2 separate regions of the Homo sapiens genome follow, and region 2 is linked to region 1. The links are chromatin contacts, found by Hi-C or POLR2A ChIA-PET in ENCODE. All regions are on one chromosome and are shown on one strand. Each heading gives the region's core, a stretch centred on a gene start or an enhancer-like site at or near the end of the contact. The rest is flanking DNA. Distances are from core to core; before and after follow the strand shown.

Region 1 (4,318 bases), core at 294-2,793:
CTTATTAATGGCAAGAAGAAAAAAAGAAGGGAGGAATGAAGGAAGGAAGGGAGAGAGAGAAGGAGGGAGAAACAGAAACAATCCAATCCAGAGATCTATTCTTGCTGCCTTCCACGCCTATAGAAGGTGTAAAAAGCTTCCTCTGCACAGAGAATAGGCTCGTTCAATAGGGAGCAATTTCAAAACTCTGAGGAAAATGTAAAGGAATGATATAAGAAGTCAGTACTTCAGATACTCCTTCATACAGCTATAATATCAAGTCATATTTTTAAAAACGACTCCAGGAAAAAAATGTATTTTTTCTCAGGAAGATTTATTTTCAGATAAATTTACTTTAGACTTTCTTAAAAACTCTGAATCCATGAAAGGCTGATTTTTATGGTAGAATTATGTACTTCCTTTGCAAGGATGTGAGCTTATTGAACATAAGGTTAAAAGGAAAATAAGACCTCAGAATTTTCTTACCCTTTAAAAACACACAATGTTTTCATGCCCTTTTGATGAAAAGTGTTGGTGGCGTAAAAAAACTAAGGGTACAAAATACCTAATAGAAGCTCATGAAAATTTAAAATTCATTAGTTGGGAACTTACGATAGTTTTGACACTGGCTAGGTTGACGTTGTTGTTGTTGTTGTTGTTTTTCCATTGCCTGTGATAAGGTATTTTGAAGCTATTAAAAAATACAAATAGGTATTCAGGGGAAGTAGTTAACTCTTTAAGAGCAGAAACTTTTGGAGTATTTTGCCAGCATCTCTTTACTGACAAACAGTATTACCATTATTTTCAAACTCATTCAATGAACCAAGTTAGATGAGAGCTTCTACACCATTGTGTGGGACTAATTGAGATTCTGGGTGGCCTGAGAATGGAAAGGCTCCTGTAGGTGCCATCTGTGTCTCTCACTTTGGGTACATTAACTTCTCTCTCCACCCTCCATGAGTTGCAGAAAAGCTGCTCTCTGAGAAGCTCGCTGTCTCCACCGTCCTGGGACCTACTAGCTCTGAGAGGGGAGGAACTGGGCTTACTGATCTTTTATTGGCAATGTCCATCATACAGTGAGTACTAAACATGTGAGCCACTATTATGTAAGTATATGTCATAGATTTACTTGCATTTTATTTTGAAATATCAATTCCATTTTTCTCTTCTTCATTCCTGCATCCTTCCCCTATCCCCCAGTCATTCCAAATGTGCCCAGCATTTAGCACAGCTCTGTTGGCCAAAACATGGATCAATTGCTTATTTTGGACAAACAAAGAACTTCATTCCTTCCTAGCAGATGTGTGTCTGTAAATAACCTCAAGAATAACCTTAAGAAATATTTTTTCTCTCTCTCTCTAATGACATTTAAAGAAATGAGGCTTTCTAGATAACAGGCTCCACGGCCATGTGAGCACAGTGTCTACACAGGTGGCTACTGCCCAGCCCTCAGTGGTCTCCTTAGAAACCAGCCTCTCTGCACGGTGAGTCAGAGGCGGCAGGAGGAGCTGGGCAGTGAGTCATGTCAGGAAACGGCATGCTCCGTGTGCGAGCAGATGCCGGTTTATTTCACTGATTCATTTCCACCTACTTCCTCCTACCTCTGTCTGCACTCTCAAATGAACAGAAAGTTCATTCATCTCGCCTCTTGCCTGTGATGCTACATGCTCCCCCTATTTCTCGGAATGCTTACCATAGGCCCCACAATGCTGGATGCCGTACAGATCAAGCCACCCCTGTTCTCTGCGATGGGACACTCTAAGAAGGAGGTGTCACCCACATTGTCATCCCTGGTTTTCAAGTTAACTGCCATGACGGACTTCATGATGAATTTGTGGATTTTCTCACAAGCCCTCACACCTCTGTCCTTTGAGCATTTTGTCAACAGTGGACAACTGCTGTGATTCTTAACACATTTAAAAAAAAAAATGTGATCGCCTGTAGTCAAGTTTCCCTGCTTTGGAAGGGAAGGGGATCCATTTTTCAACTCAGAATTAGAGGATGAACCTGTTAACAGGGAGAGGCTGAGAAGAGAAAAAATGGGGAGTTAAATTCAGCTCTAAACGCTATGGAGAATCAATAAATATCGACAGGCAAGGGGGCAGAAGGAAGGAGAGAGGTTTTGCCAACCTCAACTGATATCTGTTAATAATACCAAACAGCAATCTGTCATCAGCCTGGCAACACTGGATTTTCCCCAAGGAAAATCCAGGGTCCCCTCCCAGCAGTTCTTGGAGAAAGAGCTTAGAGTTCTGAGTTCCTGGGAGAGGATGGACTGTAGGCGGGATCAGAGTACTGAGATCCTGACAATTAAACCTGCTTACATTTTCCCTGCGTGCAGACATGGTGTTTGGAAACAGCAACCTCCAGTCATCTTGCTTAGCTCTTTGGGGTTCTGGTCATACATACATCTTTCTAAACTTCAAAAGTCTATGCAAGCACACTGACCTGGCAGGTTATTTGAATTCTTGTTCTGGTTTACAAGTCTTTCTAAGACATTTACACCAGAGCTAGAAGAAAGAGACCGGATTTTGGAAATTGCTCACAGGTTCGAGAGAGGATTACCGGAGCACAAGAGCCGGGCGGAGGTTGTCTACTTTTTCTGCTAAATTGCACAGTAGATTCTTTCAGACCTTGAGGAAGAGATTAGAGAAAGATAAATCAGAGTGTTATAACCCTGTGCTGAGTCACAGCTCTGAGGTTCTTTTATATTGCTGGAGGCAGCTTTCAAAATCCGCTGTTTGCGTGTGGCTAGAATAAGGATTTGTCCCTCAGTCTCAGGACGTATCCTGGTCGTGTCTAGTCCTTCAACCTATAATTCCAAATCAGATGAAATTTCTCTCCAGATATTGTGAAAAATACTCTCTATATCGCAAGGTTTTTTTTTTTTTTTTCCTAATGTGTAAACATTTCTCTACCTGGCATATCAGCAAGGCAAAGACCCAAATATTAATTGTCCTTCTCCTGATTGTGTGTGAGTCACAGGACTAAGCTCTGTGGGGTAAGAAACAAATTTTTGAAGACACAGTCTCTTGCTTCCAGGTAGTTGGTCCCAAGCTAATAATAATAGGTACCATCTATTGCAGTCTGCTGTGAGCCAGCCATTTCACATTCATTATCTTATTTAATCTTTCAAATAAATAAATCATGTGTTGTGATTTATGCTATCTTAATGGGTTAAAAAATCATAGTCAATTCTTCTGGTTCTGTTGAAATGTATTCATGCAGGTAAACATCTTTAATCCCATATTAAAAAATTAAGTTATTAAAATAAACGCAAATTAAAATGTAAGAATGTGAGTAGCTTGCAATGTAACAGGGCCAGTTTCTTCTTCATTTTACAGCTATAGAAACTGAAGTTCAGAAAACTTAAGTAAAAATGGCAAAATCCCAATTAGAACTAAGCCTTTGAGTCCAAATTTGAGTGTTTTCCTTTATACCACATTGCTTCCCTGTTCTAGTTTTAGAAACAACATAAATTCTTGAGAAGTTAAATAAAAATACAAAATTTAATGTTATGTCAAGTTAATTCAGGACATGCTACAAGACAGCAGAAAATAAATTTCCAAATGTGCAAGTAAGAGGATGCAGCCCCTACTGAGAGGGAGCCTAGCAAATTTGAACTAGGCCTTGAAAGTAAAATTTGGATACCTTGAATGCAGGGGTGGAGGTCAGTATTTTTCAAGTTTCCCTTTCTTTTTTTTCCTTTTTTTTAAAGAAATACTATTTGATATCTTTTATGCATTGCAAAGTATCTATGGATGGAATGAGATGTCTGGGATTTGCTTATATTACTCAAGAAAAAATAAGTAAATCAATACATTGGGGGGATAGATTAAGCGATGTTGGCAAAATGCTATTAGAGGTTTATGATAACTTCAACAGTGCAAATTATTCGATAAATGAGAGTTCATTGCTCTATCTTCTCTTCTTTTGTGAATGCTTGTAAAGTTCTACACTCACAACTTCACAAAGAAAGTGTAATTGCTGCAGAAGTCTTTGTGCAACTGAGGAAGCCCATCTCTAAGAACAATGATAAGAAACCCACCCTGAACTTTTTCAACAGGTAAGCTCATTTAAAGGTGATAACCAACAGCAACAGGAAAACAGGAATGTCCTCAAGAAATAGTCTAAATTTTAATGACAACATTGTGATTTAAATGAAGATAAACCTAAAAAGGCAGAGAGATTTCAGATATCAAAAGATTGATTCCATGACTCAAAAGCATAATGTGTAATCTGGAGTCAGAGGCAGGTGATATTGACTGAAGCATACGTCTCAATTATTTCTTGAGTTAGCTGGTTCTCCTCCTCTGCTGCTGTACTCTTTCTGTGCCAA
Region 2 (4,288 bases), core at 492-2,991, 1.3 Mb before region 1:
TGCAGGTTCTCCGGCTCTGATGGGTCTCCCCTCCAACTGCCAAAAGGTAGTGGTGCATTCACCCGCGATGACGGCAAAGTGGGGAGGGGTTTTTTGGGTGTTCCCAGACCCTGCTCTTAAGGGGATGGAAGGTTCTTGGGAAATAGAGTAGCTGGGTGCCACGCACCCCAATGTATACTATTTTCAGCTAAATTGGAATCTATCACTGTTGGATAAGGAGAAATTAAATAATAGGTGGTTTTGTGATGCTGTGCCTGTGCAAAACAAAACACACAAACAAAAATCAAAAGCTTAAGTAGCAAGTGGGAGCCCTGAAGAATATCTTGTTAAAAGTGACTCTGAAAGTGTCTACAAACATGTTACCGGGAGTTATAGGATTTGACGGGAAATATTCTTAATTGGAAAGACGTGGCATCTAAATTAAAGGTAGACAATTAAAAAAATCCACCTAGTTTTAAAAACCACAACGTAACCACTAAGTAGTATTTCTTTAGTTTCCTGTACTTTGAGGACACAACTGGACCACCAACTAGAAAAAAAAATTCCTCCTCCTGTTTCCAGGTTCCAAAATTCAGAAATGAAATGATTTATTTCATTTTTGTTTTCAAAATGATGTTTAAATCCAAAAAACCCCCCAGATAACTGCAAGTTAATTTTCTTTGCAAATGTTAACCATTTTCCCTTAATTAAATCACACGAAATAGTATAAAATTAGAAGTCTACTGCCAGGTCACCACTTAAGGACACTTAAGACAGGAGATATATCCTTAATTATACATCTGTAAACAAGCCAGATACCCCAAACCTTCAATTTTTCGGGATAGTTATCTGTGAGGAAGCTTGATCTCTATGATCTCACCTGAATTTTATGTACTAAAATACAGGTCACTATGAAATAACGCTAAAGTACTCTGTCCATCCCACAGACAATTTATTTTTCAAATGTTTCTATAAGTGCATATATAGCGTTGTGTCCTGCTTGTAATGCTGGGCAAGTCCACCAAAGTGCAAAGACTGCATCTGCTGGGGCAGAGGGATGTACGAAATATTTTTTAAATATCCTAACTTAAACAGGGGTAGAACATCTCACACACTCAGCAATAATTTTCAGATTCAACAAATGGAGAAAAGAAAAAAACATAAGTAAAAAAAGAGCATACTACCTCCATAACGTTTCAAAAAATCATTTTAACATATAGGAACATCCAGAATGAGAAAATTACACAGGTACTCCTCCATCTAAAGCCAACTTCCATATGCCAGTAGTCTGCATGAAAGAACAAACTTTCAACCTGCATTTAAGAAGACCCCAAGGATTAACAGACGTTAATTATCTTACTCTAAATGCAAGTTAGTGATTTTGTTTTAGAAAACCCCGTCAAGATCACTAATTGATGGATGCCCATTAATACACCTGTATTTGCATTTCAGCGGTAAAAGACAAGCAGGTTTTCGGCACAGAAGAGAGCCGCTTTGCCAAGTCTTTTCAAAACGTCAATATGCTTCAAGTAATACCAAAGCTGAGAGATTCCTCTTGATTTCCAAACTGTCTAGGTGGCCTGAGTGGTTTTCCGCCGGCAGCAGCCTCCTACCTTTAGTTTGTGTGCCTATATCCATGAGTGGGGATTAATTAGCCGGGTTGGAGCTGAAGGAGGCTGTCGTGACGAGCCCAGTGGCGATTGGCCGCCCGCCTGCCTGGCCCTGCCTTTATAATTTCCACACGAGTGCATCTGGGCTCTTAGACAAACCAACAGCAGCTTCTTCTGACATATACACACGCACACTCACCCCGGACACACACTCAGCACACTTTTCCTCCATTTGATTAACAGTGCTGCACACACAATGATTACGGGAAAGCGCAAATAAATACGGAAAGGGGTGCTTATTTTGACTACTGGAAGAGCTTTGCTGGGTCTCAGCGCAACTTTTGTTTTTTATTCCTGAGAAGGTGATCTCTCCATGCGGTTCTCTCACACAAGGATTCTTTAAAAGAGGAAGAGAGACAAGCAGAGGGGGGAGGACAGTCTTTCACTTTAAGAACGGCTGGGCTCAAAGATAAAAGGAAGGGAAAAGCAGCAGCAGCAGCAGCAGCAGCAGCAGCAGCAGCAGCAGCAGCAGCAGCAGCAGCAGGGAAACCAACGCTGCAGCACTTCCGAAAGGCATTTTTGATCCATTTCTGAGTGTTGCGGCCCGTTTCTCCACCGAAGTTGGCTCCAGCTCTAGCAGCCGCATTGGATCCCACAGCTTACTGCGAGACTCCGGTGTACAATCCGGATCTCTGCCCCAACATGATTGCGGCCCAGGCCAAGCTGGTCTACCATCTGAATAAATACTACAACGAAAAATGCCAAGCCAGGAAAGCTGCCATTGCCAAAACTATCCGGGAAGTCTGCAAAGTAGTTTCCGACGTACTGAAGGAAGTGGAAGTGCAGGAGCCGCGGTTCATCAGCTCTCTCAACGAGATGGACAATCGCTACGAGGGCCTCGAGGTCATCTCCCCCACCGAATTTGAAGTGGTGCTTTATCTCAACCAAATGGGGGTGTTCAACTTCGTGGACGATGGCTCACTGCCCGGCTGCGCGGTGCTGAAGTTGAGCGACGGGCGCAAGAGGAGCATGTCCCTCTGGGTGGAATTCATTACCGCCTCCGGCTACCTCTCGGCGCGCAAAATCCGGTCCAGGTTTCAGACGCTGGTGGCTCAAGCGGTAGACAAATGTAGCTACCGGGATGTGGTAAAGATGGTGGCAGACACCAGCGAAGTGAAACTGAGAATCCGAGATAGGTACGTGGTGCAGATCACGCCGGCCTTTAAATGCACCGGGATCTGGCCGAGGAGTGCTGCCCACTGGCCACTTCCCCACATCCCCTGGCCGGGACCCAACCGGGTGGCGGAGGTCAAGGCGGAAGGTTTCAATCTCTTGTCCAAGGAGTGCCACTCCTTGGCCGGCAAGCAGAGCTCGGCGGAGAGCGACGCCTGGGTGCTGCAGTTCGCGGAGGCAGAGAACAGACTGCAGATGGGGGGCTGCAGAAAGAAGTGCCTCTCCATCCTCAAAACCTTAAGGGATCGTCACCTTGAACTGCCGGGCCAGCCCTTGAACAATTACCATATGAAGACTCTGGTTTCCTACGAGTGTGAAAAGCATCCCCGAGAGTCGGACTGGGACGAGTCTTGCCTGGGTGATCGGCTGAACGGGATTTTGCTGCAACTTATCTCCTGCCTGCAGTGCCGGCGGTGTCCCCACTACTTTCTACCGAACTTAGATCTGTTTCAAGGCAAACCTCACTCAGCTCTGGAAAACGCTGCCAAACAAACGTGGCGACTGGCAAGAGAGATCCTGACCAACCCGAAAAGTTTGGAAAAACTTTAGAGGATGATTTAATCAAGAGCCGAAATTATTACCCTTCTCAAAGTCCTTATTAAGTGTAAACTTCTGTTCAATTCCTAATATTCCACTCCGCAGTGCAAACAATCTCTTCCTTTAAAAAGGAATAATAATACAATATTTAAACATCATCTCACCCACCCCCACAAGGGGAGAAAAAGTAGGGGAAGCGGATGGAGAAAAACCCAAAGCCACTAGTATTAGAAGACTTCTTTCCACACGATTTCCTATCTCCCTTGAAAAGTACACCGTAACACTCCGTAAACAGCCCAGCTGTAACGCCAGACCGAGACGAACACTCTGCCTAACTATCAAAGGATTATAGCAATCCTGGTGATTTAGGTGCATCTGTCTGTGAGTAAACACGATTTGGATATGCCATCTGAAAGAAACTGTAATGTATATTTTGATTTGTAACAAATATTGTGATCTCACATTGTCTTTGAAAGTGTGGATGTTGGTGTTTTGTGATTTGGTGAACAGAACTTAAATTGCCATTCTGGATACTTCCAGACATTTTCCACTAACAAAGATATCATTTAAAGGTAGATTTCTTCCTGGTACTTTTATCTGTCTTTGAAAGTGTCTGAACTTTAAAAAGTTTACATTTTGTTTCAAATATTGCTTGTTCTATTTCTAACATTCCATAAATATACTTGAAATGTTATTTAAATATATTCAAAGAAATTTGAATTCAGCTTATATAATAACGCTTGAATATCTGAATTATATATTTGAAAAATGCACTTGAAATACACTGGATAATTACTTTTGTGATTTAGATTTTAATTTGTTGCTGGTTTTTATTTAATTAGATGGTAATAAATGAAGTAAAATAAAAGTTGTTGTGTCTCACTTTAAATTGTTTCCTATCACAAGATGTAATGATGCATTTTGAAAAT

Evidence for each region. Hi-C counts contacts between places; a loop is a spot of excess contacts on that map. ChIA-PET counts read pairs that join two places held with the same protein, here RNA polymerase II (POLR2A).
Region 2: a map with no recorded cell type shows a loop between it and region 1 (5-fold over the local background). The contact joins the promoter of MAB21L1 here to the enhancer-like site in region 1. A Hi-C loop is called at or near these places in 1 of 37 single-sample maps with no recorded cell type. POLR2A ChIA-PET finds 5 or more read pairs at or near these places in 1 of 52 experiments (activated CD4-positive, alpha-beta T cell).

The regions. Positions count from the first base shown.
Region 1 is chr13:34,154,381-34,158,698 of GRCh38, reverse strand. No RefSeq gene overlaps it. Among named protein-coding and RNA genes, the nearest start is that of LINC02343, 190 kb to the left of the region's middle. RefSeq lists a silencer at 1,379-1,438 and an enhancer at 947-2,146. Within about 2 kb of position 1,543, at least 13 of the 41 ENCODE cell types and tissues checked have a DNase peak (open chromatin) inside an H3K27ac peak, as active enhancers do.
Region 2 is chr13:35,474,142-35,478,429 of GRCh38, reverse strand. MAB21L1 (mab-21 like 1) reads left to right here and starts at 1,741. Exons shown (of 1, transcript NM_005584.5): 1 at 1,741-4,288. The coding sequence starts at 2,292. The coding sequence ends at 3,371. All of the region lies in intron 41 of NBEA (neurobeachin), which reads right to left. RefSeq lists an enhancer at 2,169-3,165.